Regions from separate parts of the Mus musculus genome. Here all the other regions are linked to region 3. A link is a loop called in an ENCODE intact Hi-C map of the cell type or tissue named here. Cell type or tissue: heart. All regions are shown on one strand. Region 1 overlaps Zmym5 (zinc finger, MYM-type 5). Region 2 holds the start of Pspc1 (paraspeckle protein 1). Region 3 holds the start of Mphosph8 (M-phase phosphoprotein 8). Region 4 holds the start of Parp4 (poly (ADP-ribose) polymerase family, member 4). Region 5 holds the start of Zmym2 (zinc finger, MYM-type 2). Region 6 holds the start of Zmym5 (zinc finger, MYM-type 5).

Region 1 (4,000 bases), 130 kb before region 3:
TCTGTAGACCAGGCTGTCCTCGAACTCAGAAATCCGCCTGCCTCTGCCTCCCAAGTGCTGGGATTAAAGGCATGCACCACCACTGCCCGGTCATATATTTTCTTTTTATTATGCTCATTCCTTGCCCTTATTTCTACTTTGTCAACTTTCCTCACCCCTCCATATCCCTTCTCTATGTTCATGTTTGTTTTATTACTTACTTGTCTGTTGTTGTGATAAAATATTATGACTAAGGCAATTTATAGAAGAAAGGGTTTATTTGGGGTTCCCTATTCCAGAGTGTGAGGTGGAAGCAGCTGTAGCAGTAGGCAAGGAAATGGTAGGAATATTGAAACCTCAAAGCCTTTTTGGAGATCTCATTCAAACTGCCACACTGTCTTTTGTTTTGTAATGAACTGAGTTTAACTAGGGCTGCCTTTGTAACCATGTGTTTGGCCTAGGACACCTAATGTCATTCTAAAACTAAACATGCTCAAGAGTGCATGCATTCATATACTTATGTGCACATGTGCATGTCCCATACATAAACACATATGTAAAAATAATAGCCAGGTGTGGTGGTGCAAGCCTTTAATCCCAGCACTCGGGAGGCAGAGGCAGGTGGATTTCTGAGTTTGAGGCCAGTCTGGTCTACAGAGAGAGTTCCAGGACAGCCAGGGCTACACAGAGAAACCCTGTCTCGGGGGGTTGGGGTGTGTGTGTGTGGGGGTGTAAATAGCTGGGCATGGCAGTGTCCAGAGGCAAGCAGATCAGGCCAGCCTGATCTTACATAGTGGGATTCAGGACTGTCGGGAGTACATAGTGACACCCTGCCTTGAAAAAAGTTTTTGTTTTTATTTGTTTTAGAAACTAGGCTTTTACTAAAAGTTTCCATGACTATCTTGGAACTCACAGCTAGTCTGGAACTCACATCTGCCTGCCTCTGCCTCCCAAGAACTAGGATTAAAGATGTGTGCTACACCTCTCTGCTTTGGAGACATTTTCTTCACTGAGATTCCTTCTTCTTAGATAACTTCAGCTTGTGTTAAACTGACATGAGTCAACATGTTACAGTCCCACCAAGCCCTTAGTGATGTTCTAATTTTGCCTGAGTCACATCATGTTTTCATTTGTCACTGTCTCTCAGTTGTAGCCATCCTGATTAGGAGTGCTTCACTGCATGTGTATACGTACACCAAGTGCATGCCGTGGGATGCTTTATGTCTTTGCTGGCTAATAGCGAACCGTTGCCTGCTCTTATGTCTTTATTTCAACTTTTAAAATGCCAATGAATTATAATGTATTTCCTTACAGATAATGGAAGCAAAATCAAAACTACTGCTTTTACAAAATAGAAAAAGGAATGCTATCAGAGAAGAAAATGAAAAACGATTACGTGAATCATCAGGTACACTTTCAGGAAACACAGGAGACATACCCGAAAAAAAGGAAAAGTCTTCAGAGATAATAAAAGTCGCAGCAGACTGTAGCCTAGATACATCATCAGAGGAACAAAATGTGAATTTACCTTGTTCTGTGGCAGTAATATCTGATACATTTAAAGAGCAACTAGGAGACAAAAATTCAGAGGAATTGGATATGTCCATTTTACCTTCTTTGGATCCAGGTTCATGGCCCCGAATTTTGAATATGAAACAACGTGAATTTCTTGTCAAAAACAATCCACCTCAAATAAGAAATTTTAATTTTCCAAAAGATAGTGCAGGCAAGAAGTTTTCAGAAACGTATTATACCCGAATTCTTCCAAATGGTGAAAAGGGCACCAGACCCTGGCTGCTCTACTCAGCCTCGAAAGACTCTGTGTTTTGCCTGTATTGCAGACTCTTTGGGGAAGGAAAAAACCAACTGAGAAATGAGAATGGGTGCAAAGATTGGCATCATTTGTCACATCTTCTTAGTAAACATGACGAAAGTGAAATGCACATCAACAATAGTGTTAAGTATTCAAAATTAAAGTCTGACTTGGAAAATAAAACCAATGAAGCTACAGAAGGTGGGGAAGATTGTGTGCAGCTACTGTACACATAATGTCCTGTCTGCTCTACTTATGGCAGTGTCTGCAGTACCCAGACATACACTGTGTAAGAGGACCTTACAGGAGCTCATTAGCAATATGTCTAACAGCAAACAAATAGTAAAAAATGCTCCTGTTCTAAACCTAAAAGCAATTTTCGAGAGTGTAGTCATTCTTGCAGACTTTAGCAAAGGCAGTTTGAGCTTTGTCACTGTTAGGGTTTCCACCTTGTAAAATGTTGTTGGAGAACTTGCACTTAATGGCCTAAGAGCAAGAGGTGGCAAGATGCATATGTAACAAGCTAAAGAAAATGCATTCAGGCCACATGGTGGCGGTGTGCACCTTTAATCTCAGCACTCAGACACAGAGAGTTGGATATCTGTGAGCTCTAGGCCAGCCTGGTCTGCAGAGCAAGTTCCAGGAGAGCCAAGGTATACACAAACCCTGTCTTGAAAAACCAAAAAGAAGGAAAAAAAGAAGAAAGTGCATTCAAACAGCTTAAGAAGCAACAGCTGTTTGTTATTAAACCAAATTGAGTTTTATTTCTTTAAAACATTTTTTGTGCAAAACAGTTATTTGTTGTGGTAAATAGAAGTAATTTGTGTTTTATTGATTTTATATTTCTGTTTCCAACTTAATGTGTAAATGTTTTAGTTTTGTTATGAGAATTATAAAGAATATATAGTTATTAGTATAAATATAAGAATTAAAATGTGGTATGTATATGTGTGTATACATATATATATGTATGTATATATAGTTAACTTTTCAGTGTTGTTAATTTTTCTTGTGAAAGTATACTCTATGTGTGAAATTTGAGAAAGTATGAATCTAAAAAAAAATTTCTTCAGACTTGATTTATTTTTGTTTTCTTGTGTAAAAGCCCTTACTTATATGAAACTGAGAATGATGGCACTCAGGAGGCAGGGGCAGGTGGATCTCTGAATTCAAAGCCAGCCTGGTGTGCAGAGCAAGTTTCAGGACAACTGGGGCTACATATCTCAAAAAACAAAGAAAAAACTTGTGGTAGCTACAACTGGAGCTTGGGTCTTCTGGATGAAGATTCTCTTGTGGGTTTTCACAAGTTTGTCACTGAATTCCTGAAAAGGAGACTTAGTGATGACAGTCTCTTTCCAGAGGCTAGGGGCCAAGTAGCTGTAGGTGTTAGGGTGGCCTCAACACAATTGCCAAGGGTGGCAGGGCAACCCCTGACTGATGGTAACAGTAATCAGTACTGGCTGGCCACCAGCAATAGCTTCTTGGGCACAGGAGCAGGCACAATACAAGTGTCCGTGGAGACAGGGAAGAGATGTACCAACACAGAGGCACAGTCACCTGTTACCTTGCATAGAACTGTGGCGCTTGTCAGTCTTGTTTCTCCAGTAGCCTCTCCACACTGGGAGAGTGGAAAGCTTGGCCGAGATGATGGTGGCCTTTTGGATGGCAGTGGCTACCTCCTTAGAGCACCTAACACCAAGACCAATGTGACCATTGTAGTCCCCAAAAGCCTTTACCTGGACCGATGCTCAGCCCTCGTCTGCTCTCTGCACTGGCATGGTCTTTAGAGCCTCATCCTTAAGTAAAAAGTCAACTTCAGACTTCCTAATGGGCAGGGAGAACAAACAGGCAGGTCTCTTCCAGGGACTTGGTCTTCATGTCCTTGACCAGGTAGTCCAGCTTGTTCCTGTCCTACCTCTAAGAGCACCACGGCCATGACCACTACTACAGCTCCCTGGGCCTCCAAGCACTCGAGCTATACCAGCTTCATTGGTCATTTGACGTTTTCCTAAAGAAGAAGCAAATTTTCTGATGGCCATCTATGGTCCTGATCATGCATTTGATAGTTTTTTGGGTTTGTTTGTTTGTTTGTTTTTGTTTCTGATTTCTGATGTTAATTTTATCATCTGTTAAATTCTTAGGGATACGTGAGCTTTGTTTTCCTCTTTAGGGCTTTTCTTGCAAAACAGTGTCATTAACAATGGCCTA
Region 2 (4,000 bases), 110 kb before region 3:
TTTTGTTAGTTTTTTTCTGGCTTCCCAAATGCTAGCTAGGATTACAGGTGTAAGCTACCATACCTGTTAAAAGGTGTTTTTAATTGCCTCGAAAATTTGTTTTATTAAGTGCTGTGTATAAATATGCTCATGCCTTTAATCCCAGCACAGGTGGGTGGATCTCTGAGTTCCAGGACAGCTAGGGCTATACAAAGAAACCCTGTCTCAAGAAAAATGAAAGGAAGCATTTTTTCTATTAATATCACTTTGCTGTGTAGCCCAGGCTGACCTTGAACTGCCTATCTTCCTCCCTGTCTACCCAGTGCCGATAACATGCAAGTTTTTCTTTTTCCATTCAATGATAGTTGCCGTAATATTTAAAAGGGCAAATACATTCCCTAAATTATTGTATTTTCACACCGTATTGTACACATATACTTTGTTCCTCATGATATGTTAATTAATATCAGATAATATTAATCTACATATATTTTGAGCAGATAGACCAGACAGCAGACCAGGCCAAGGTGGTTCCACGTGGGAGAGGTTTATTGTGTAGGGATAGGGGGGCGGCGAAGCGGGTAGAAGGGCAGAGAAAAGGAAAAAGAAAGAGGGGTGAGAGAAAGAGAAGGGTGGTGGTAATTCCTTCCCCCCCCCCATTTATACGGAAAATGACGTCACACCAGTGAGGGTGGGAACTGAGCCAAGTGGATTGTGGGATTGAGGGTCGTTGTCCTGGCAACGCAGGTCAAGGGTTATATAGTTAGGCCAGGATGGAGTGTACTGGTACTAACACTTCACTTGTAGTGTCTGACCTAGGTGTCCCAGGGCTGAGTCCGGAGGGTCGAAAGCTAAGGTCAGCCTCGGATATACATGTCCATACTCTTCCAGTTGCATAGAGCAAGAAAACAAAACAACCCCCTCCTCCAATAGTCTGCACTATCTTAGGTTGCGATGTCCCTAGGAGTGGACTCTAAGGCTCGCCACAGTTTGCGCACGCGCCATGCTAGCAAACGGTTCGCGGGTATGGGATTTGCGCAGGCGCGCCGTGGAGGGGCGGGACTCTTGCCCGCGTCTCTTCTTCCAACTGCAGTTTGAAGCAGCGCCATTTTGAGCGTTCGGCCACCGCGGGCGTGATTGCGGGGAGGCTGGGCTTCCCTCCGTTACCTGGCTTTCCTTGCTTCGTTTCCATAGATACATGTGGAGACGTGTGTACCTTGACGTCTAGGCCTCATCCAGCATCCCAAGCGAACTTGCTAAGATGATGTTAAGAGGAAACCTGAAGCAAGTACGTATTGAGAAAAACCCGGCTCGTCTTCGCGCCCTGGAGTCGGCGGCCGGAGAGAGCGAACCGGTGGCCGCGGCGGCCATGGCGCTGACGCTGGCCGGCGAGCAGGCGCCGCCACCCGCACCTTCCGAGGAGCACCCGGACGAGGAATTGGGCTTCACCATCGACATCAAGAGTTTCCTCAAGCCGGGCGAGAAGACGTACACGCAGCGCTGCCGCCTCTTCGTGGGTAACCTGCCCACAGACATCACGGAGGAGGACTTCAAGCGCCTCTTTGAGCGCTACGGAGAGCCCAGCGAGGTCTTCATCAACCGCGACCGAGGCTTCGGCTTCATCCGCCTGGTGAGTCTGCGGCGGGGCGCGAGGAAACAACAACAACAACAAAAAAAAGCTGCGGGGGCTGCGGTTTGGCGTGAGGGCGCCGCAGGGCTTCTGTCCTGCTGGTCGCCGGTCGCCCGGGGCTCACTTCGGGAGCGCGCTGCTATCGCAGGGGGCGGGGTCAAGGAGGACCAGCGGCGTCTGGGTGGACGGTCTTGCGCGACAAATTTTGTTGTCACGGAGGTGAATTGGGGATGAACTTGAGGAATTTCAGCAGCGGATTTGTTCCCTCACCAGAATGATCCACAGCTTCCTTTTGCTTTCAAGGGGATGTGTCGAGTGGTGTAGCTCTGTGGCAGAACCTGGCCCAGCATTAGCATGCTCAAGGCCCGGGGTTTCTTCTGCATCCTAGCAAGTATTCGCCTTCTGTCTCTGCATTGCGTGCTGTCTACGCTAAGCCATCCAGGTCTGCAAACTCCTGAGAGTAATTGGGGCCAAGGGTGGGTGCTACCGTGTATTTGACTTATCCTAGCATTAAAATATTATCCTATACCCTCTTAAATTTAAGTAAAGAAAAAAAATCCAATTAGGTAAAAAAAAAAAATGCCTAGTTTGTCGGCTTGAAGCACTATTCATTCATTCATTCATTCATTTATTTTTGGTTTTTCCAGACAGGGTTTCTCTATATAGCCCTGGCTGTCATGGAACTCTCACTCTGTAAACTAGGCTGGCCTCAGACTCAGATCTGCTTGTCCCAGCCGAGCTCTGACATTAAAGGCGCACCTGCGCTACCACCACCAAGCTTATGCCTGATATGTTAATTGCAAGTCGCATACTTCTTTTTTTTTTTTTTTTTTTTTTTTTGGTTTTTCAAGACAGAGTTTCTCTGTAGCCCTGGCTGTCCTGGAACTCACTTTGTAGACCAGGCTGGCCTCGAACTCAGAAATCCACCTGCCTCTGCCTCCTGGGTGCTGGGATTAAAGGGGTGCGCCACCACCGCCCGGCAGCAGTCGGTGCTCTTAACCTCTGAGCCATCTCCAGCCCAGTGGCACACACTTTTAATCCTAGCTCTGAGGAGGCAGAGGTGGGATGATCTCTTGTGAGTTCCAGGTCAGTTTGGACTGCATAGCAAGTTTCAAGACAGCCAGGACTAAATAGAGAGACTCTGTCTGAAAAGCAGGATGGGGGTATGACGGAAGATGTGTTCCTCTAAATCTGGCACCCAGAGTTTTTTTGTGTAGGAATAAAAAGACCTGTTAATTGGAAACTAGTTAACTTACAGAAATTAATCTTCTTAAGTAATTTTACAGTATAATCTGAATTCTGTGCATAGCAGGTAAATTTATAAATTCTAAGTATTGCTTAAGTCTATGTTTCAATTGGAAATACATATAATTGTATAGTATGTGTGATTATAAATATTGATATACAGTGACTTAATAAGTAGATAGTAGAATGGCTTTAAAACTGATATGAATTTTGCCTGGTTTGTATTTCTAGAGATTTCCCAACTCCCCTTTTTAAGGGAGACAGGGTGGGTGCATAGCCAGCCTTCATAGTGTTGAGATTAGAGTTGTAACCAGTACTCCTCTAGAAGCACTTTTTCTTTTAAAGGTTTATTTATTATATGTAAGTACACTGTAGCTGTCTTCAGGCACCCCAGAAAAGGGCGGAAGATCTCATTCAGGATGGTTGCTGGGATTTGAACTCAGGACCTTTGGCAGAGCAGTCAGTGCTCTTAACAGCTGAACCATCTCTCCAGCCCCTAGAAGTACTTTTAAAAAATGTATTATCTTGCCAGGTGTTAGTGGTGCACGCCCTTAGTCCTAGCACTTGGTCCTAGCAGAGGCAGACAGATTTCCATGAGCTCGTGGCCAGCCCAGTTTACAGAGTGAGTTCCAGGACAGCCAGGTCTATACAGAAACCATGTCTTGAAAAGTTGAAAAAAAATGTATTATCAACTTTAAAATATATGTGTTCATATTTTGCCTGCATGTATGTGTCCACTATGTGTAGTGAGTGGATTTTTGGTTTCTGTAAAAAATACAGAAATATCATAAGAATGTGCTTTTTAAATCCCAGGTGTGGGGTTATGGGGCTGTCTGTAGCAGCTGACTATGATTTGCCTCCTGCTCTAGGAAAGCATAGTTTTGCCAGCTGCAGATAGTTTCTAGGATTGTGTGATATTTGGAATTCTGGGATCGTCTCCGAGGGTATATAAATACTAGAACCCTGTAGGCGGGGATTGTAGGTGTTGGCTGTTCATGGAAGTTGTCTGTGGTTTGTTAGTGGTTGGAAGAAACCAAAGAAGAAAGAAATTAGGTTTAGGAATTTCTCTTTCTTCCTCTCTCTAGTCTTTCTTTCCTATCTAGTGATAGGGTGTGAACCCCGGGAGATAAAGGGTGGGGAAAAAGA
Region 3 (4,000 bases):
AAAGCAGGGAGTGACCAAGTGGGGTATGCAGATGCAGAGGGAGCCTGGAGCCATTGTCTCTGTGGCTAAGAGTAATTTAGGATCCATTCCCAGTACCCATGTGGCAGCTCACAACTATTTGCAATTTCAGTTCCAGGAGAACAAATGCTCTCTTCTCGGCTCACAAATGTGGCACAGACAGACATAAGGCTGAACAACCATATACATAAAAATAACAATATAGGCTAGAATTTCGTCTTTAAAAAGAAAAAAAAAATCTCTACCATCAGGCCAGGCAGTGGTGGTCTTTAATCCCAGCATCCAGGAGGCAGATGCAGGCACATTTTTGAGTTTTAAGGCCAGCCTGGTCTAAACAGAGAAATCTTGTCTCAAAAACAAAACAAAACAAAACAGGAGTTCTCAGAGAAAAGCACCACTTTAAAGAAATGTCTACCATCAAGCCAACATGGCACAGGGTAAACAGCAGTCCATTAAAAAAAAAAGTTTGTCAATGGATTAAAAATTAAGATGAAAGTTGGCATATGGCAGATAACAAATGACAGAAAATACAACAGAAACAAAACCATCGTATAGGCACGATTCCTATCTACAGCCCTTATCTTCTCCTTTCTCCAAATTCCCATTTCGTTTACTCATTCAATAATCCCACAGCCGTGAGATAGATCTCTGTGGTAAAGCTCTTGCCTTGCATTCATGAAACCCTGGGTCCAGTACACGGTATCAGATAACGGCAACAACAAAATCAGCCTTTGCTGTTACTGGACTAAGTGTCCGTGATTCAAGCATTATTATAAACCACATCCCCTGATTAAAGGAGCCCACAATCTAGAGCAGAAAAGACAAATACAGAGATAAAAGACAATGACTTAAATAGAGGTAAGAGAGTAAGGACAGAACTGAGAAAGCACCTTTTTCTGCAGAGCTCGGGTAAGGGAAGAGAGGGGAGAAAAGGTATCACAAACAGATGGATCCCAAGCCTTGGAAATACAGACTAAGAATTTCTCCCGGGGACGACATTCGCAGCAAGGAGGATGTTAAGTGTTCAAGCACGATGTGCGAAGATTGTCCTTTCAAGCTTACTCTAAATCTCTTGAGTTACACTCATAAAACGCGCAGAAAAGGGACACTTTGGGTTGGGAAACCTTTACTGTCCCGGGCACTCGGTGTGAATGGGATTTCCTGAATTTAAGCCAAGGAGCATTTTCTACTTTTAGAAAACATTGGGACAACGGTGTAGAGAATCCTCCAGTCTTTCCTAACGGAAAGCCATGGCCCTAACCGTATACCCGAATGCTGAAGGCCACAGAAGTCTCCCACCAGCTGCCTTGCATCCTACGATTCTCAACATTCCATGTCACCGCTTCGTCTCTTCTGCCAAAACAACACTTAGAACTTCCCTAAGCATCCATCCTCCACCGACTGCGGCCAGGGTCCTCTCCAGGATGTCAGTCTGCGCCTACGGACCGCCACCGTCCTCCCAAGCTGTTCCAGGCTGTTCGGCGTCCCACTCGGATTCTCCCAACCCGCCGTCCCCGCCCCGGAGACTCCCTGTCCGGCCGCTCAGCCCCCACATACTCCCTCGCACTTCATGTCCAGGATCCTCTCCACCTCGAAAACGTCCTCCCCATCCTCCTCGCTGTCCCCAACGGCCACCGTTCCTTTGGTGGCTGCGTCCTTCTCTTCGTCCCCTGCTCCAACTCCTTCGGACTCGGGAGAACGGCCAATGCTGTCGGGAACTGACATAACTAGAGCGGCCGCACTCATGCCCTCCTCAGCCGCCGCCGCCATCACAGACGCAGTGCAAAACCAACGCGAAAAACCGCCGGCGACCCACAGCGGGACAGCACCGCGCGCCTGCCGCTCCGCCCTAATCCGCTCCAGCGGCGTGACTCGACCGTGAGGCAAGCCAGCCAATTGTGGGCGCCGAGCTCTGGATTGACACACAGAACGGCCAATCACGCAAAGGCGCGCTCCCCGGCTCCCTGGGGAGTTCACGGGAAGTGGATGGGCGGGTCGACGGACTCTGAGGAAGAACGCTGCCTCAGGGAAGAGCGGAAGGGCTCCCCTGGGGAGACTGCGAGGGGCGGTCCTAGCACCTCACCTCCCAAACTCCGGTGACGCCCGCTGCCTGAGGAGACCTGTTGTTTGGATTGTCGGAAGGAGACCATGAGGATTCTGGGAAAGGGACCCCCAGTGTTAGCGAGACCCGCCTGTGCGGAATGGCTGCCCAGGAATCCTTTCGTATGGTTTTGGCTGGCTTATATGGCGTCTGCGGTCGAATCAATTACATATAGCCTATAGGGATATTTCATTTTAGTGAGTAGCGTTTATAGATAGAGAATAGGGACCCGGAGGTGGTTCAGCAGATTACGGCCCTGGTCGCCAAATATGAGGACCTGAGTTTAATTTCCAAGGGCATACATAGCGAGAGAATTCCCCCAATATGTATTCTCTTCTGTCAGGAGAAAGGCCAATCTTTACAGCAAGACACTGTATCAAGTAATAATTTATGGGATTTACTTGTTGGGCTTTGAAAGTAGTTCAGTGATAGGGCGTTTGTCTGGCAGGTGATGGTTGGAGGCTTGGTCCTAGTAGCTGAGTAAAAGTTGGTTCTCTCCTTCAAAAGATAGAGCCCAGGTTGCCTGGCTTGGCCCCATTTGGGCTATACTTAATTAATTGGATCATTCACACCTGATAAACCAAGCCAAAACCACCTATGTGTTTGTTCCCAAGTTCCCTTGCTTCTTATTGAATTGAAAATATCAGAAGCAGGTGCGGGGTTGATGCAAGAGAAACGAGTAATATTGATGCTACAAAGGAGTCACTAGGAAGCGAGCCTGCGATATGATTGGAAGAGAATTACCAGGCTTATTACAAACTCTAGGAAAGACATTTTTGTGCCAACATTGAAGTTTTGGGTTGCTGAGAAAGTTTCTGTTAACGTTAGTGCACTAAGATTGACCTCCAATTAGACTCCATTTCCACAACAAAAGGAGACAACCCTAACTTACAACCAGCCATTAAGCCTATCCACCTTATTAAAAAAAAAAAAAAAAAAAAAGCCTCTAAGGGGCAGCTCAATGGCTGAGCCCCAAGTCACACCTATCATTAAGTCCTAGTTTGCCATTAAATCCCCTGTGCCCTTGTGAGGAAAAGCCTAACTCTGCTGGTAGGTAGGCAAGAGGACCCTGAATAACAACTATTTGAAAAGAACAACACTGGTGTATATGCTTAGAAATAATTCTGACTATCTTCGCTGTGTACCTCTTGTATCTGCCTGAGTGACTAGACTTTCAGTCTCCTGTCTGTATTAAAATTGTTCCAAGAGTAACCTGCATCTGGAACCTGAAAGAGATTTCAGAATAATAGCTTATGTGGCATGTATAAGCCGAAAATGAGTGTAAGTTAGTAAAAAATCTGTTCACAACTAGCTCCTCTTTGAGCAGTATCCAGAGCCAGATTTATGGTATTATTAAAGAGCTCTCTCCTTTATTAATCTAAGTGTGTGGAGTAAGTTTCACCAGAGAGACATACTAACTTTAAAACAGGTCACATTCCTATAACCCCAGCCTTCCAAAGGCTGAGGCAGGAGAGTGAAGTCTTCAAAGCCAGACTGGTTTAAAAAACACCTTTAGATAGATTAATACATAGATATCAGATATAGATGGAAGACAACATAGACATATCAGCATACATCAGAGAATGATATAACGAAGTTATTTGTGCAGATTATGAATAAGTAACAATTGTTCTATGTGCATACAATACTGCTAGGAAACGTCACTTAAGAAAATATTTTTCTGACATTACTTCCAGCCTCCCTCTAGCCTCTTGTGTCCCCAAATTGTGTACCTTATCTCAGCTGGTCTGCCAGAGACCCCCTCAGTACAAACTGAGGTACCCCATGCAGGCCCCATTTCCACTCCAAAAAGATGAAAGAAATACTGTGAACCAGCAAAAATTCAAACTGCAGGCACAAATGCCCATTGGTGGAAAAGAA
Region 4 (4,000 bases), 92 kb after region 3:
CAAAGTAGAAAGGGAAGGGACACTACCACACTTATCCTACAAAGCCACAGCACAGCAAACCAGAGAGGACACAACAGCCCAAATTCTCCAACAACCACTAAATTTCTAAAGAATATTGTAAATCCATTTCAAGAACACTGTGATAAAGTTAGTTTCATCTCAGGAATGTAAGATTGGCTCAACACATCCACACCTATGAATATAGTACAAGGGCTGAAGAGATGTAATGACAAAAATCACATGACCACATCTGTAGACACATTAAAGGCCTTTGGCAAAGTCCAACATCCTTCATGACAAAGCCCCTGCAGAACTAGAGACAGAAGAAATGCATACCTCAATGTTTTAAGAGCTAAATACGGCAAGCCTGTAGCCAACATCACACTACATGGGGAATTTCCTCTAAAGTTAGAAAGGAGACAAGGGTGGCCATTCTCCACTCTTTTGAATATGGTGCTAGAAGTCTTACTGGACTAGTAAGAGAGAAAATAAGAGAAACAGACATGGGAAAGGGAACGGCCAACTCACCCCTATTTCTGCATGACACGATGCAATCCTCAAAAGATCCTAAAGACCCCACCAGACACTATGTGTTGCTGGGTTTTAGTGAATTTGTTTGGTTTGCTTTACATTTTTTTTAGCCTTGGCTAGCCTAGAACTTGCTATGTAGACCAGGTTGGGCTCGATCTCAGAGTTCTTTCTCACCCGAGTCTTAGGCTTGAAGGTGTGTACCACTACACCTCACCGGCCTGGTATAATGTTGAGATCCAATCTGTACCTGCTGGCCTAGAGCTCACTGTGAAGCTCAGGTCTCAAACTCATGGTGATCCTCCTGTTGTAGCCTCCAGAGTGTTAGGATTACTGGGGTGTGCCCCCATGACTGGCTTCTACCAGAAAATCCTTAGACTTGAAAAACACTTTTAGAAAAGTAGCAGAAAAAAACCAACAAACAAAACATAGGCATCCTTTCACTGAACCAAATACAAACGTGTCAAAAAGACCTGAAGGGAAAAAAGTCATTTCCAATAGCTTTTAAATATCAAACTCGAGCCTGGTGGTGGTGGTGGTGGTGGTGGTGGTGGTGCACGCCTTTGGTTCCAGCACTCAGGAGGCAGAGGCAAGCTGATCTCTGAGCTTGAGGCCAGCCTGGTCTATAGAAAAAGTTCTTGAGCAGCCAGGACTATACAGAGAAGCCCTGTCTCGAAAAAACAAAACAAAACAAAAAACTGCACAGTGGAGAGAGAAGGCTGCCTCGCTAGGGAGTGAACACCCACGTTTCTTCCTTTCAGCGTGTCGTAGGGGAGCCCATCACAAGCCGTCTTCCTATTGGCTGCCCTGAGACAGATCCCAGCTTTGATCCTGTTGTTACTCTTCCTTACCTCATCTCACTGCTTACAGTCAAACATGAAAGTCAGGGCATGAACCCCTGACAGGAACGTGGAAGCCGGTGGTTCTCAATCTTGACCCCTTTGACAGTGGGTTTAAGACTATAGGAAACACAGATATTTTTACTTACTATTCATAACAGTAGCACAATTTAAGGAACTGACTGGATTAAAGGCTGTGATTGGCATGTAAAGTGAGTAGATTAATTAGTGGTCAAGGAAGAACGCAGTTTACTGGCTTGCTTTCTGTTTCTGCTCACCTCATACAATCCAGGACCACCTGCCCAGAAGCGGTGCCTACAGTGGGCTAAGCTCTCTTCCTTCAGTTAGCAATCAAGAAAATGCTCTGCAGACACACCCCAGAGGTCAATTTGACGGAGGCGATTTCTCAATTGAGGTTCATTTTTTTCCAGGTGCGTCAATTTAACAACCAAGAATAGCCATAGCACCGGAAGTACCTTTAGTAGGACAGAGGCATAAATCCAACCTAAGGACAAATCTACGTGGGGCGGATTTCCTGGCCTTCCCCTTTTTCATTAACATAAATTGTAACTGCCATAGGTAAGGCCTAGACAGACTAAGAATTTCTCTATTCCCAGTCTTGGCTAAAACTGCAAATTAACTCACCCCATCTTTTTTACTTATTTTTTGTCTTAATAGGACCCGGAGCTTAGTCAGATTCGGCTAAATTTCAACTCCAGACCTCAATGAGTTATTTTCTTCTACCAAAAGTTTCCTCAACTTTCAGAAAGTAAAGAAATGTTGCGTTCTGTTGCAGTTATTTTCCCAAAACAGCAGTGGGTCTGATGGCGCAGTCAACATTGACCTCCCCTCCCCTGGCACTCCCCTCCTAGGGCCGCTGACCCTGAGCCAGGCCTCAGAAGGTCAAGACCACCAGAGACTACCGGGGACCCTCGGGCTGTCAGACAGCCTCCTGGGGTACCCACGCACCTGCTCGGAGATCCCGCCTGGCCCTTCCTGGTGTCGGATGGTCCCCTCCTCCGTGCTCCGCAGCCAGCGTTCCAGCCTTGGTGCTTCCGCTCCAGGCGCAGCCGGGTTAGGTGGGGCGCGGCGGGGCGGGACCGTGGCTGCGGCTCCTGAACACCGGACCTACGCCCCTTAGAGGGATGTCCTGCGACTGTCCAGCTGGGGAGAAGGCGTGGCCTCAGCTTTCCAGATCAGCCTAGCGTTCAGGACTTTCACTTTCTTTTTCAGAGTGTAAATTGCCAGTAGGAGTAAACCCAAAATTCGAATCTGGGAGACTTGATGGATGGGGACTTTTGACAGAGAAATGATTACGGATTGGGGTTAAATAGGGTGCTGGAATCCCAGGGCAGGTAAGAAACAAATTTCCCAAAGGGGCATCAGAGAGAATTTAGGACTGAAGAGCTAGGTCATTGGTAGAAAGCTTGGCTAACATTTGTGGGCCCCTGGGTTCGATTTTCAGCAGCAACAGTGGAAGAAAATGAGAACTTCTGAGTTTGAAGCGCACAATAGCATCCATCACTAATTGGAGACGCTCAAACGATGGGTCTAGGGCTAGACAGCTCAGCTGGTTATTTGCTTCACATGTGTGGGCCCTGGGCGCTAGAATCAGAAATGTACTGAGTAGGGACTGATTTAGAAATAATTCCATTAATAATTTCAGAATATGATGAATGAAACGAGACTATAAGGTCTAGACTAGAGAATTGAATGTAAAAGGTGAATTTTGGTGACATGATTTATTGGGTGCTGTCCTCAGGTGCCAAATGATCTGGAACTTATTATGTGTACTAGGCTAGGTAGCCAGTGAGCACTAAGGATCTACCAGTCTCTTCCTCCCAGCACTGGGGTTACAAGCACATACCATTATGTGTGGCTTTATATGTATATTATATGGCTTTATATATAGTATATATAATATACTATATTTGTTTGCATGCATACACATATGTGTGCTTATGATTTCTCTTCTTCTTTGACATGACTGGGTATAGGACTCATGTCATCAGGCTTGTAGGGCAAATACTTTACCCACTGAGCCACCTAGCCAGCTTCCAGCTTTTTCCTTTTTAAAATGGTGGGGGGGTGTGTTACACTCCGGTCTTTATGCTTACCAGGCAAGCACTCTAGGGACTGAGCCACCTCCCCCTCCCTAGAAACGTCTTTACTGGACTGAGGATATGCTTCAGCAGGTTAAAGTGCTGTGTGAAGCCCTGGGTTCAGTCCCTAATACTGTATTAAAAACAGGGTTGGTGGTATATGTGTGTAGTCCCTACAGACTGGAGGTACAGACAGGAGGATCAGAAGTCAAAGATCTTTAGTGAGTTCTTAAAAAGCAAAGCAGAAAAGGAGACATTTTTACTGTACTACTAGTTTCTTGTCTTATTGCTCTGATAGAAGCAGCTTTTGGAAGGAGAGGGTGTGCTGGCTTACAGTCCTAGGGTGTACAGTCTTTCATGGCAGGGAAGGTCTGACTGCAGGAGCAGGAGGTGTCTGATCGCATCTTGCCCACAGTCAGAGGGTAATAAGTGAAATGATGAGTATTGTCTGCTTTCCCTTTAATTCCATTCAGGTCCTTAGCCCATGGGATGATGCCACTCATGGTTTTGGCACAGCTTATCAATGGGGGT
Region 5 (4,000 bases), 220 kb before region 3:
CACACTCATTCGAGGTTTATAGTCGAGCTAGGCACTGAGGTGGACACCTGCAAGCCCAGGACTTGGAAGGCTGAGGCAGGTGTATCTCTCTGAGTTTGGGCCACCTTGGTCCACAAAGTGAGTTCCAGAACTATATCGTAAAACCTCATCTCCAATAATAATAAAGTTCCTTCAGACATATACTGAAAAAAATTATACTGATACAAACAGCCTATACTGGTGTTGAAATAAGGTGGTAAAAAATCTAAATGAAGCAGATCATAGTGGCACATGCCTGTAATCCACCAACTAGAAAAAGAGGCAAAAAGAATACCCCCAAAGAAGGCTGGAGAGGTGGCTCACAACCACCGGTAATGAGATCTGATGCCCTCTTCTGGTGTATCTGAAGACAGCTACAGTGTACTTAGATATAATAATAAATAAATTTAAAAAAAAAAGAAGACCCCCCCCAAAGACATCATGTGCTACACAGTGAACTCAAGGCCAGTCTGGACCATAATCCTAGTCTAAATTAAATAAATAAGTAAATAAATAAATACCAACTGTTAACTATTCACCCACCCCTCAGAGAGTTCCTCTATGTCACCCAGGCTATGCTGGAACTCACTCTACAGACCAGGCTGGCCTCAAACTCACAGATTCTTCTGCCTCCTGAGTGCTGGGATTAAAGGTGGGCACCACCACCATCTAGCATTTTCTATTTTTTTTTTTAAAAGAACTGAACAGGATTCAAGCACTTTTTATGTTTCCACTTCCAAGCAAGAAAAGGTTATTCTGACTCAGTTTAAGTTTGAGATCTCCGACATGAGAATCCAGTCCAGTCCAGCTGCTGATGGTGGGCTCTGTCGCCACACTGCTTTGTGTTCAGAACCTGCTTCACTGGGTCCTTCCCAGGATCCTTCTACGCCTACTCCCTCCTCTGCAAATTCAGAGTAAAGACAGTGTTCAGAAGGGGAAAATATTATTAGCTATACTACCAAGTTCTCCTGTGGATTAAATTACTTAATACAAGTTTAAAACGTTTAACAATGGGTTGGAGAGATGGCTCAGCAGTTATAAAGTACAGTTTCCAGTACCCACATAGTGGCTCACAACAGCCAATACCTTTTTCTGACATCCTTGGCCACAAAGTACATGTATGTCACACATACATTCAAACAGGTAAAACAATCATACACATTAAAAATAAATCCAAGCCGGGCGTGGTGGCGCACGCCTTTAATCCCAGCACTCCAGAGGCAGAGGCAGGCAGATTTCTGAGTTTGAGGCCAGCCTGGTCTACAGAGTGAGTTCCAAGACAGCCAGGGCTACACAGAGAAACCCTGTCCCAAAAAACCAAAATAAATAAATCCAAAGTAACCATAAGCATCTATACTTATAACACACCTTTAAAAGTATACAAGTAACAACAGGAGCTGTACTGGGCTCAAGAGTAATATTTGGGGCTAGAACTGTAGCATAGTTGGTGAGGTGCTTGCTAGCGTGCAGGAAGCTGGGTTTGATTCCCAGCACCACATAAATATAACAAGAGGACACAAGTCATAGCACTTGGGAAGTTGAGACTGAGGGATCACAAGTTCAAAGTCATTCTAGGCTACGCAACAAAAGTTCAAGGTCAACCTGGGATACATTAGATGCCATCTCAAAATAAGTGATAGGGCCTGCAAGATGGCTGAATGGATAGAGGGGCCTGCTACATGAGCCTAACAACCTGGCTTGGATTCACTGAACCAATTAGACAGTGAAGGGTAGAACCAACTCCAAAAGTTGTCCTGACCTACACACTGGTGCTCTGGCATGTGCACCAACACAAACACACCATGCACTCACACACTATAAAAATTTTTAGAAATCCATAAAAAGCGTGACATAATAGAGAACTGGTCAACACCAGAGATGAAAGACTAAGTAGAGGACTGCACAGGTCTAAGCAGCATCTACTTGGTAAGATGAAAACAACAGATGCAAAGAACATGAAAGATCTAGAAACACGTCCACCTTCATGGTCAAATTCTGTCACTCAGACCAGGCATAAAAAGTTAAGCAGCTCTCCATAGTTGTCCATTACCAGAGGTCCATTAACCATGATGACAAGAAAAATGTCAAAAATGGTTGCATGCACTTCAAACCAAATAACATTAATTCCCACTCTGTAACTCTAGAGGGCACCAGAAATATGCCCTCCTTCCCAACACCCCTCCTCCCCACCGGTAACGTGAGCAGCTGCAGAAGCCCGTCGTCTGGTTGCTGAGGTTGGTATTGCAGCAGCAGAAGCGATGTCTGCAGCGGTGCAAACAGCAGCGCCCACTCCCAGCTGCCTCACCAGGCATCACTGGAGTTTCTCCCCGACAGCAGCTGCCACCCAAGAGAAGGCTCCTCCCCTTAAGAACAACCAGGAGGGCCAAATCCTATAGCTGAACCCCTATAATCCAACCACGTCCTCTGTTAATAAGCAAATTAGAAGAAAAGGACTCACAATGGTGTTTTCCTCACTTTCTGCCAAAGATGCACCAGATAGGGTTGAACGAAATTTCTGGTCCTGGGATAAAAGAGAAAAAAAAAAAGGGGGGGGGGAGAGAAATGGATGAACACCCAATCTGGTAGGAGCACCAAGCCGATTTCACCAGGAGGAGGCAGAGAAGGGACTAAGGGGTCAAGGAGGTTTGGCCCTTCTATTATTACCCCAAAGCCCACGCAAAACAGCCTACTACTTACTACCCAAGTGGAGTGAAATATTTTATTTGGAGCCAAAGCCCATGTGTAAGCCTCAATCTGCAGGGAAAGGGACCTGAGGGCACCAAGCCTGCTATGGGGTAGGGAGGGGGAAGGGCAAACATTGCCCCGACGCCAGCAAGGGACTTGCACTCCCTCGCAAGTATTACCACCACGGTTATTCCAGTCAAACTCAGCACCAATTTACAGGTAAAAACCAGTTTATGTCAACGATGGGCTGATATTGCCCATATTTGCCCCAAGCAGTTGCCCTGGGCCCGAGGTTTGCCCCCCCTGCAGTCCGAGACCGGCAGCGCTGCCTCCCCGTCCGCCATTAGAGACCCAGCCAAACAATACGTGAGGAGCAAGAGCCGCGCAGCACAGCGCCGGGGAGGAGACCAGCGACGAAGAGGACGCCGCAAGACTCAAAAGGCACCCCTTGCCATCGAAAACTTGGGGTCTCGGTTGGACAGACAGGGTGGGAGTGCAGCCCCCAGGCGGGAGGGCCAAAGGGCCCCTCCCCGGCCCGCCCGGCCGCCCGCAGCACAGAAAGGAAAACACCCCACGACCTCCGGCCGCTGCCGCCCGCACCTCGAGGCCCCCGCGCCCCCCGCCCCCGGCGACCGCCTCACCCAGCCAGCCCTGCCGCGCCCGCGCTCCCTCACCCCTCGGGCCGCACGCGAAGCCGCCCTGGACATCAGCGCGGCCCCCAGCGCACCCTCAGGCCCCGACGCAGCAGCCGCGACACCGGCCGCCGCGGGCTGTTAAGCCCGGCTCGGTGGGAGGCTCCCGACGCTGCCCTCACCCATCTCCGCCTCCCCAGTCGCCCCCGCCTCCGCCTCCTCCTCCCGAGGCTGCGCTGCTCCCAGCCACCCCCACTCTCCGCGGCCCTCGACAGGAAAGACGGCGGGGAGAAGCCTCACCGGGTTCTGGCTGCAGCTCCGCGGAACGAACCTCCCCTCCCCCGGCCCACCCCCCTTCGGCGACACGCACAACTCCGCTCGGTCCAGTCCCGGCTTTAGCGCTGGTGAGGAGGAGGCAGAGGAGGCGGTGGCACGGCGGGGCCCGGAGAGGCCCCGCCCTCCGCACGCTCATTGGCTGATGGCGTGGGCGGCACGGAATGCCTCGGGCAGGCTCCATTGGCCCAGTCGGCCTTCTTTCAGGACCCTCCTCGGTGAGGTAGTCACGGCGGCTGTCCGTCAGACCTGGGCCACGCCCTCGGGCCTACCGGCCCCCCCCCCCCCGCGGGCTGGGCCGGCCCTCCCTCCCTCCCTCTTTCCCTCCCTCC
Region 6 (4,000 bases), 150 kb before region 3:
TTCAAAAAAATGTATGCCCTATCTTAACTAGTCTCTTAATTTTTGTAACATTTCAGTATTTTCTTGAGGAAAAATATTTTATTTCTGAGACATCTCATTATTTTGCAGACTTGGGCTCAGTCTTCCAGCTTCCTGCCTCTGTCTTCAAAGATATGGGTTACAAGCTGTATCACTATGCCTGGGGCTTATTTTGAAAAACTTATACATTTTTAACGTTTTGTTTTGTTGACACAGGATCTATGGAAGCCAGGCAGGCCTTGAATTCACAGTCTTCCTGCTTCACAGTCCCAGGTGCTGGTGTTACAGTCACTAGGTCATCATCCCCAGCTCTGAACAGATGCTGAGTACAGGTCTGCTACTGCAAAGCTCAGTCCGATGTCGCTACATCACACTGCTCTGGAGTTTACTCTCACAGAATCGTTACAACTTTAGAAAAAGTTCTGTTATTTTTGTTTGTTTTATGAGACAGGGTCTCACTATGTAGCTCGGGTATGCCTGGGACTCACTGCATAGACTAGGTTATCCTCAAACTCACAGAAATATGCCTGCCTCTGCCTACTGAGTGTTGGCCATGGAGAGCCACCAGACTCAGCTCGAACAATTCTGACATTAAATTTATGAAAGCACCAATTATTAATGAGTAAACTTTGTTCCAGAATTTCAAAACTCTATACTTTGAATGTCCCTTCCAAAATCCATATTACTTATTGGCTGCTGAGATTGCAAAGGGAATTGACACATTGAGAGACACCTGGGTCTTAAGCATTCTACCATTTTAGGTGGACATATGGTGAAATTCTGAGAGTTAAGTATCTATTGCAGGAGTGGCTCCTTTATGAGTGTGAGTTACTGGAGTGTTCTGTTCCTGCCCTTGTTTTCTAGCACTTGCAATACTTCCAGAGTCCCTTACCAGATGTGTCTCCCTACTGAAATTCTAGCCTCTAAAAGCACTAGCCACATAAACTACTGTAGTTCTAATTTATGGTATGTGGAACTCTTGCATAGCAGCATCAAACTGACACACTCAACACAGCAGCACACTAAAGGGACAGCGTTCATTCTTGTCATTACTAAGGGAAACAGGTAAGTTTTAATTTTGAACAGTACTAATATTAGAGAATTGTGGAAATGGGGCTTCAGAAAACATATGGCCTGTAGCTACCAAGCCTAAAAACATTTAGTCTCTCCAAACCTAGAGAATCCTTGTGAATCAACTTAGTGGACCTACAGTTTTGTATTTCCAAATGCTTAAGAGAAAGGGGGATGGTTATCATCTTCAGCAGTCGTGGAAATGTTACTATGATTAACACATTTATTTTCAGCCATTGAAGACTTAAATAAAATGCTGGTGATGTTGGTAACGTCCAGAGAGTAAAGCATTATGTAATATAAAAGCTTACTTAACTCTCCCACCAATCAACCCACGGACAAGAAACATGACTTAGGGTTATATGTTTGTCATCCAATGAGCATGCTTTTATCATACTTCAGAAGAGAAAAAAAGGGGATGTGCGTTTTAAATATTGAAAAAAAAAACTCCGGTTTCTGTAACTCTGAGATATGTATATGTGCTCATGAATGTATTTGTACATCTATGTGTGTAGGTAGGCCAGAAGAGCTTGTCCAAAAAAGGGCTTGGATCTCCTGGAACTGCAGTTGCTGGCAGTTGGAAACTGCTCCACGAAGGTACAAATCTGGTAGTCTTTAAGAGCAGGAAGCACTCATAACCTCTGAGCCATCTAATAGCCTTCCACTCAGCTGCCTGGTTTTTGTGGTTTTGTTTTGTTTTTTCTCTTTGAGGCAGTTAATGTATCCTGGGTCAGCTTTGAACTGATTCTGCTACTTCTGTGCCTTTAATACTGGCACTCCATTCCTGTGCTATGAGGTGTGGGATTTTGTTTTCAAATCATATCTAAGCCTAAACCAAGAAAGCAGTGGTGACATGCTTACAATCCCAATGCTCCAGAGGCAGAGGAAGAGAGAGGCAAAGGCAGAAGAAAGATCACAGAGTTCCAGGCCAGACTATGCTAGACATTGTCTTAAAAGAGAGACTCATATATATTTTTGCTCTTTTGGTTTTTCAACTCAGGGTTTTTCTGTGTAGCCCTGACTGTCCAGGAATCCACTTTGTAGACCAACCTGGCCTCGAACTCACAGATATCCAACTGCCTCTGCCTGCAAGTGTTGGAACTAAAAGCATGCGCCACCAAGTCCAGTTAAGAGTCATATATTTTCACATATTATGTAACAAGAACCTCAATCCAACCTAAAAGCATCAGTTGTAATCCCGCTAACAAACACCAGGGCGAGGTGCATTTCTTAGGTTACAGGGAGTCCTGGAAATCCGGCACCAAGTCTTCTGCCAAAGACATGGGTATAGACGAGGAACAAAAGACCCTCGTGCCGCCCTCCAGCGGCTCCGCTCCGAATGCGTCCGGTGGGACTCCCATTAGAGGGTCACTGCCCACGGAGCCAGGATGAAGCGAAGGGCACGCGATGGCCCGAGGCCCGGCAAACGTGGAGGACAGGCGCCGGGCAGGCCGGAGAGCGCGTGCTCGGCCAGGCACCGACGGCCAAGGCCAGACAGCCCAGGTCCCAGGGGCGCGAGCCCGCTAAGGGAGCCCGGGGCTCCATCTTGCCCGGCGGCAGTCTGGGGTCACCACTGTCCTGTGGCCCCGCCGCAATCTCGGCGCGCAAACTCTTGGCGGCCGAGGACAAGGCCTATGGTAGAGCGCGATCGGACTCGTTCCGGGCCAAGTTTCTCGTCCCCACGGGTTCGGTTCTGATGGGCCCCAAGTTCTCCCAACAGATCCCACAAAATGGAGGCCGACGTCTCCTCCCGCCGCAGCCATGGCGGAGGTGGGACACCCTTCCCACGGGCCAGGCAAGGTGGAAGCGCCTGCACGGCCGCCAGCGCACCAGTCCCCTTGCGGCCGCGGCCGGGCTCGCCCCCTCGGTCCGCCGCAGGCATTGCCGGGCTCGCCAGTCGCCGGGGTCTTGGGGGCCTGGACAGGGAGGACGCCGGGACATCGAGGCCGCGTCTCTCCTCGAGCAGAGTCGCAAAGGGCCGTGGCGACCGTCTGGAGGCCGAGACCCAGTGTCCCGATCCCGGGCCCACCGGAAGCCTCGACGAATATCGCCCGCCCCCAGGGCCGAAGCGCGAGCCGAACTGCGGGCAGCGCCACTCGGGCTCCTGACCCGGGCAGACCCCGCGAGTGGGGGCGGGGCGGGGGCACGGAGGGAGGGCGGAAGAGAGGGAGGGCCGGCCCAGCCCGGGGCTGGCGGCGGGGGGGGGGGGGGGGGGGGCCGGCAGGCCCGAGGGCGTGGCCCAGGTCTGACGGACAGCCGCCGTGACTACCTCACCGAGGAGGGTCCTGAAAGAAGGCCGACTGGGCCAATGGAGCCTGCCCGAGGCATTCCGTGCCGCCCACGCCATCAGCCAATGAGCGTGCGGAGGGCGGGGCCTCCCCGGGCCCCGCCGTGCCACCGCCTCCTCTGCCTCCTCCTCACCAGCGCTAAAGCCGGGACTGGACCGAGCGGAGTTGTGCGTGTCGCCGAAGGGGGGTGGGCCGGGGGAGGGGAGGTTCGTTCCGCGGAGCTGCAGCCAGAACCCGGTGAGGCTTCTCCCCGCCGTCTTTCCTGTCGAGGGCCGCGGAGAGTGGGGGTGGCTGGGAGCAGCGCAGCCTCGGGAGGAGGAGGCGGAGGCGGGGGCGACTGGGGAGGCGGAGATGGGTGAGGGCAGCGTCGGGAGCCTCCCACCGAGCCGGGCTTAACAGCCCGCGGCGGCCGGTGTCGCGGCTGCTGCGTCGGGGCCTGAGGGTGCGCTGGGGGCCGCGCTGATGTCCAGGGCGGCTTCGCGTGCGGCCGGAGGGGTGAGGGAGCGCGGGCGCGGCAGGGCTGGCTGGGTGAGGCGGCCGCGGGGCGGGGAGCGCGAGAGCCTCCGGGTGCGGGCGGCAGCGGCCGGAGGTCGAAGAGTGTTTTCCTTTCTGTGCTGCGAGCG

Evidence for each region. Peaks named below come from ENCODE experiments on the same cell type or tissue, not always from the same donor. Only the 100,000 strongest peaks of a DNase experiment are listed, where the experiment ranks them.
Region 1: a loop joins it to region 3, with 2.2 times the contacts of the local background. A loop is called at or near these places in 3 of 42 quality-filtered maps.
Region 2: it touches region 3 in a loop (8-fold over the local background); 8 of 42 quality-filtered maps call a loop at or near these places.
Region 4: it touches region 3 in a loop (4-fold over the local background); 11 of 42 quality-filtered maps call a loop at or near these places.
Region 5: a loop joins it to region 3, with 8 times the contacts of the local background. A loop is called at or near these places in 6 of 42 quality-filtered maps.
Region 6: a loop joins it to region 3, with 3 times the contacts of the local background. A loop is called at or near these places in 3 of 42 quality-filtered maps.

What each region holds. Positions count from the first base shown.
Region 1 is chr14:56,791,794-56,795,793 of GRCm38, reverse strand. It overlaps Zmym5 (zinc finger, MYM-type 5), which reads left to right. Exons shown (of 8, transcript NM_001253753.1): 8 at 1,294-4,000. The coding sequence ends at 2,028. It also overlaps the pseudogene Gm4037. Among named protein-coding and RNA genes, the nearest start is that of Pspc1, 15 kb to the right of the region's middle. In heart, a CTCF peak has its summit at 2,327 (motif pointing right); no DNase peak of the experiment used is centred here.
Region 2 is chr14:56,775,400-56,779,399 of GRCm38, reverse strand. It overlaps Pspc1 (paraspeckle protein 1), which reads left to right and starts at 1,082. Exons shown (of 9, transcript NM_025682.4): 1 at 1,082-1,609. The coding sequence starts at 1,241. In heart, a CTCF peak has its summit at 1,717; DNase peaks (open chromatin) are centred at 999 and 1,749; H3K4me3 peaks cover 3,875 bases; H3K27ac peaks cover 2,089 bases.
Region 3 is chr14:56,666,140-56,670,139 of GRCm38, reverse strand. It overlaps Mphosph8 (M-phase phosphoprotein 8), which reads right to left and starts at 1,892. Exons shown (of 14, transcript NM_023773.2): 1 at 1,576-1,892. The coding sequence starts at 1,788. It also overlaps the pseudogene Gm4032. In heart, no CTCF peak of the experiment used is centred here; a DNase peak (open chromatin) is centred at 1,949; H3K4me3 peaks cover 2,823 bases; H3K27ac peaks cover 1,793 bases.
Region 4 is chr14:56,574,067-56,578,066 of GRCm38, reverse strand. Parp4 (poly (ADP-ribose) polymerase family, member 4) reads right to left here and starts at 2,448. Exons shown (of 35, transcript NM_001145978.2): 1 at 2,337-2,448. It also overlaps a transcript of Cenpj not described here. In heart, no CTCF peak of the experiment used is centred here; a DNase peak (open chromatin) is centred at 2,476; H3K4me3 peaks cover 1,563 bases; H3K27ac peaks cover 1,072 bases.
Region 5 is chr14:56,886,334-56,890,333 of GRCm38, reverse strand. It overlaps Zmym2 (zinc finger, MYM-type 2), which reads right to left and starts at 3,731. Exons shown (of 25, transcript NM_029498.4): 1 at 3,636-3,731; 2 at 2,477-2,539. In heart, CTCF peaks have their summits at 368 (motif pointing left), 2,165 (motif pointing right) and 2,990; DNase peaks (open chromatin) are centred at 2,283, 3,193 and 3,923; H3K4me3 peaks cover 2,158 bases; H3K27ac peaks cover 1,328 bases.
Region 6 is chr14:56,811,206-56,815,205 of GRCm38, reverse strand. Zmym5 (zinc finger, MYM-type 5) reads left to right here and starts at 3,742. Exons shown (of 8, transcript NM_001253753.1): 1 at 3,742-3,872. It overlaps 2410022M11Rik (RIKEN cDNA 2410022M11 gene), which reads right to left and starts at 3,217. Exons shown (of 1, transcript NR_152252.1): 1 at 1,307-3,217. In heart, a CTCF peak has its summit at 2,293; DNase peaks (open chromatin) are centred at 2,425, 3,415 and 3,905; H3K4me3 peaks cover 1,912 bases; H3K27ac peaks cover 1,503 bases.